Linked DNA regions of Homo sapiens: region 1 is linked to region 2. Evidence: chromatin loops called from intact Hi-C (ENCODE). Cell type or tissue: PC-3. All regions are shown on one strand.

What was found. Peaks named below come from ENCODE experiments on the same cell type or tissue, not always from the same donor. Only the 100,000 strongest peaks of a DNase experiment are listed, where the experiment ranks them.
Region 1: it touches region 2 in a loop (4-fold over the local background); 17 of 110 quality-filtered maps call a loop at or near these places.

Annotation. Positions count from the first base shown.
Region 1 is chr2:117,942,192-117,944,691 of GRCh38, reverse strand. It overlaps CCDC93 (CCC complex scaffolding subunit CCDC93), which reads left to right. Exons shown (of 24, transcript NM_019044.5): 18 at 606-668. Among named protein-coding and RNA genes, the nearest start is that of CCDC93, 71 kb to the left of the region's middle. In PC-3, no CTCF peak of the experiment used is centred here; a DNase peak (open chromatin) is centred at 1,391; H3K27ac peaks cover 1,357 bases.
Region 2 is chr2:118,002,160-118,004,659 of GRCh38, reverse strand. The region is part of intron 3 of CCDC93 (CCC complex scaffolding subunit CCDC93); the gene reads left to right. Among named protein-coding and RNA genes, the nearest start is that of CCDC93, 11 kb to the left of the region's middle. In PC-3, CTCF peaks have their summits at 934 and 1,136 (motif pointing right); a DNase peak (open chromatin) is centred at 1,149.

The DNA.
Region 1 (2,500 bases), 60 kb after region 2:
GGAAGGAGGCACTCCTTTGACCCCTTTTGTAACTTTCTCTGAGGCGACAAACCATCCAGCCATGTCTCTTACCATGTCTCATCCAGCCATGTCTCATTGCTGGGTTCAATGAGGGACTAGTTTCTATTTTCTATATCAATGCTGTCCAAAAGAACTTTTTGCAGTGATAGAAATGTTCTGTTCCGCACTGTCTGCTGTGGCTAGTGGCTATCACATTGGATAACACAGCTCTAAGTAGAAACATAGAAAACTAGCATCATCTCCAAACACAGGCATAGTACAACACATTCTTTAACTAATGATTTGTCTCTACATCATCATAGGTTTTTGCAGGGGAAGGGCATATACATTTGGAGGTTACTTCACTTAAGAATACTGGATTTGCCCTGGGTCCCAGAAGGAAGAGTTGTTATAACATGATATGAGAGGGTATCAAGGGTCTCATATGAGACAGGACCCAGACAGTAAACTTGGGCATTTAAGAAGAGAAATTTAAGGCCTTAGGATGGGGGAGATATGATAAAAACATATTCAACTTTCAAAGACTCCATTAAAGAGTGAAAGTTTTCTATTCCCAGATAATTACAGCCTTTTCCAATTTTTAGGAAGACCTAGACAGACGGTATAATATGGAGAAAGAGAAACTTTACAAGATACGTTTACTACAGGTGAGTAAAAGAAGGACAAAAATATGCATAAATGCTTCTAACTAGGTATAAATGTCCTATGACATAACTAGAAAGTCTCAATATCTAAGAACTAGAGAAAATAAGTAATGAGGCTGCTGTTCCCCAGTCTTCTTTCTATCTGGAGTGTAACTCAGTGATTTAAGATGTTGGTATTAACATCTCACATTGTTGGTATATTACTTTCACAACCACTCCTTTGAGTTAATCCTAACCCCAGGTGGAGAGTGGATATTACATCCCATTTTCTTTATGAAGAAATTGGCTTGTTTGTTTGGATAACCGGCAGTTTGTGAGAGTGACATCAAATATGGGGGAGATAGGTTTCAAAATTAGCTCTAAAATTTAATTCATGCAGAGTCAAAATTACATTTAAAATCCCCTACATTGCTGGGATCTGGCTCATGGAAGCTCAAAAGCCAAAAATTCCTTGTGTCACACTTTGGTTCAAGCCAACCTTCTGTTCCCTGGGAGGGAAAGGCCGGGCTCGGGTAGGAGTGGCCAAAAGGCTGCAGAGGCCAGTGAGAGCCCCTTTCCCCTCTCTCTGGCACCTACTTACTTTGCTGAGCTGAGAGGGTTAAATTAGAGTGAGTCAAATTTGTCCTTGTTACAGACTACTAATCTTTAAAGAGGCACAGAACTAAATAAAATCGGGACAGTACAGCTGCATATTTGGAAACTTTTTGACTGAGTGCTTTATATGTATTCAGCATTGGATCAGGTCCCATAACTAATAAATAGGATGACCCATCTCCTGGACATGCTGGCTATTTGAGAACCAAGACATGTCTATATATACATCAAAGTTCAAGGGAGATTATGTGCAAATTGCTTTCTAAGGGCAGCTTCAGACTGGCTAGGGGAAAGCTTCAGTAAAGCCAGTGGCTTGCTGAGGGCAAGGGCCTGAGTTAGGCAGTGGCTGTAGAATGCATGGAAATGAACTGATGGGACAGATTGCAGGGCTGTAGCTGATGGAACTTAGTATCATCTGAGATAAAAAGAGGAGTCAAGGATGATGCTGGAATTTCTGACACAAGGGTGAATAATATTTGTGTTATTCATAGAGGAGAAGCATAAAAGAGAATTAATGGACTAGGGTTAAGGGCGAGAGGAGTATAATAAATAGGAGTGTTAATGAGATCTGTTTGGGGCTTTTCAAAGTTGGGATACTCAACCACATTGAAATGTCCAAGGAGTGCTTTGTTGTCAGCTCTGACTCCCAGAATAGTATGGCCTGGAGATTTGGGTGTCTGCAGTGTTGATGAGGACTGGGGCTGTGGAATGTGGAAGAGGCCCTGAGACTACACCCTGGTGAGCACATGTGAGGATAGGCAGAGCAAAACAAGGGATCTCCCAGTGAAGATGCACCTGAGCAGCCAGAAGGGAAAACAAGTGCATGAGGCTTGTGGGAGCCGAGCAGAGAGCTCAGCTGAGAGGAGGGGAAGTGCCACTAGAAATCAAGAAGGCTAGGAGCTGAGAATTGTCCATTAGATGTGTCCCTGAGAAGGTGTGCAGTGACTTTGGCAAAAGCAGTTCAGTGGGGCACTGGGGAGAGCCTAGTTGCAGTGGGTTGAAGAGGGACTGGCATGGACAGAGGCTCCCATGTGCATGGCTCTCAGTACATTTCTCTTCCCTGTAAAAGGGAAGAGAGAGGCTGGTAGCTGAAAGGTGATGGCGATTAAAGAAGGGCTTTTTAAGGAGTGAGGACATGAATGTATTTAAATGCTGATGAGAAGGGTCAGTAGCCAGTGAAAAGTTACAGATGCAGTAAAAGACTGAAGAGTTGTATCTTAAGACTCCTGAAAGAAAACCAG
Region 2 (2,500 bases):
ACAGGGTACTGAGTCATCTAAAAATCTTTTCTGTTTGGTTTTGGAATGTGTTCTGTTTGGTGTTCCCCCCCACCATAGAGTTTCTGGTTAGGTGCAGTTTAGACTAAAACTGCCTTATGTTTGCCGTCTTCCAGTATATCTAGTCAATTTAATGGGTGGGCTGGACGTATGTCCAAGGAGCACACTTGCCTATTGACGGCATGGTTGTCTCTCAAGCTGTCTTCTTTATGTGCCCAATTGAGGCCTTGTTCTCTGTCATCTTTCTTTGCTGAGAGTTCCATAAGCTTCTATCCTCTACTTCTATCTTCTTCTGAAGCCCCATTAACAGAGGGTCCTATGGCCAGAGGCCCATAAATGGGATTTTACATTTATAACTGAGTTCATTTCAACAACAAACATTTTATTGGGCATCTGTGTTCCAAGCACTTGCATGTGTATTTTATTATTTTACCTTCACTACCGCTTTGAGTAGGGATTATCCCTAGTTTTATGATAGGAGTATTGGACCTGGACCAAGTTACTTGCCAAAAGTTTCAGAGTTGTGGTGGAACTTGAATTTAGACCCAGGTTTAATTCACTGTCTTTCAAGCTGTTTGCAGTGGAGAAGAAAGCAGTGCACTGAACACTCTTAAAAACTAAAGGAGTCAAACTAGTCACAGCTGGGCATGTTAAAATCTTAGTCTAGGAAACCGGCCTGGTGACCTCTGCAATTGCTAATTTCTGTGATTTTTAGGAAATCTGAAGGATCCACCTAGAGCCGCAGGTAGAAGCTGAAAGGGGATTGTTAGATTTCTGGAAGAAGTCTTTCTCACTTTCTTTCCCTACCCCCAGCCTGCCTGCATTTTCCTCCATGTCCTCACCTTGGCTGCCAAGACTGTCCAGACTTGGCAGTAATTTCTGAGAGGTGGGTTTAAGAGGGTTGTAAATCCTAGGATGACCCGTGATAGCCTTCTCTCTGGACCTTTATGAACTGGGTGAGTAGGCTGGCTCCGAAGAGTGGCCAGGAAATGCCATGTCTGAAGGCAGGGGGTTAGGCTGGATGGTGGTGTGGGTCCCAGCCTCTTGTTTTTAAGCTATTATGTATGGTTCTAGGCAATTGGTAACTCTATGCAAACCAATATATCTGTAGCCACAAGAGGGAGCTCTCCTCCTGCTGAACCAAAATGTAACTAAGGAAAGGCTGTATTGATCACGTGCCCCTGCATAGTTAGTTGGGACCTGCATTGAGCAAAACCAGAACTGATATTCATTTTCATTTGCTAAGCTTGGAGTTTAGGCAGCAGTACCAGTTGAACACTCATCTCTTCTTACAAGTTTCAAGGAAATTAAATAAGCTATGAGAGTCTGATGGAGATCAAAATTTTAAAAAAAGCTTAACAGAGAACCTTAGATATGTTGCCAAATGGGTTTGTTAGTGCTTCACTACCAAGCTATCCCATGTGAGTCCCAAGCAGACCTGGACAACCACTGGCTTCCCCTGTGGGGCAGGCAACATATCTTATGGCAGAAAAGATGCATGTGTCCCAAAGACAGGCTGCCCAGAAAGGAAGGGCACCAGGAGTGGCTGAGAGCTGCATGAAAATTTTCTTCTTCCTCTCAGGACTTTTGTTTTGTTTTGTTTTAAGAGACAGAGTTCCACTCTTGCCTGGTCTAGGGTGCTGTGGCGTGATCTTAGCTCTCTGCAGCCTCAAACGCCTAGGCTTAAGTGATCTTCCTGCCTTAGTCTTTTGAGTAGCTGGGACTGTAGGAATGCACCATTATGCCTGGCTAATTTTTAAATTTTTTTATGCAGACAAGGTCTTACTATGTTGCCCAGGCTGGTCTCAAACTCCTGGCCTCAAGTGACCTCCCTCCTTGGCCTTCCAAAGCACTAGGATTACATGCATGAGCTACCATGCCTGGCCCCTCTCAGGACTTGTGGATAAATCACTCTTCACCCCTTCCTCTGTTAGGGAGGAAGGGTGAGGGGGAAGAGGCAGCAAATATTCTCCTATATGCTTCCCTCCTAGGAGGAAGATACTCCCTCTCTTCTATGAATGTGTGCAGTGAGGGATTAATCTCCCCCCTTCCATATTTTTTTCTATTAACACATTGGATCTGACATTTGATCTTATGATCAGTGGGGTATTACTGTTGTCCTCAGCAGTTTTAACCTTGGTCCCAACTTGTGAAGCTATTTTCCAGATACCAGACACTGTTTCTTAATGTGTTCTCTAGTGCCCATTCCCTGGGGGGCTGTTTTAACTTTAGTTCCTAGGTCACCTAGTTACTGTTAATACTAAGACTGAGGGGTGAAACCTACTAAGTGAATCATAGATAAGACAGTAATAACTCTCACCCAGCCCTGAGTCAGATGTTCATCTTGAGGGTATCTGTCTCCTTGGAAGGATTATTGAACTGCAGAAAGATAAAGGTGGACAAGACTTCTCTGAACAAGAAACACTTTTGGGAGACCCAAAACTTGTTGAATTTGAAGCACCTAGTAAGTTCTAAGTGACCT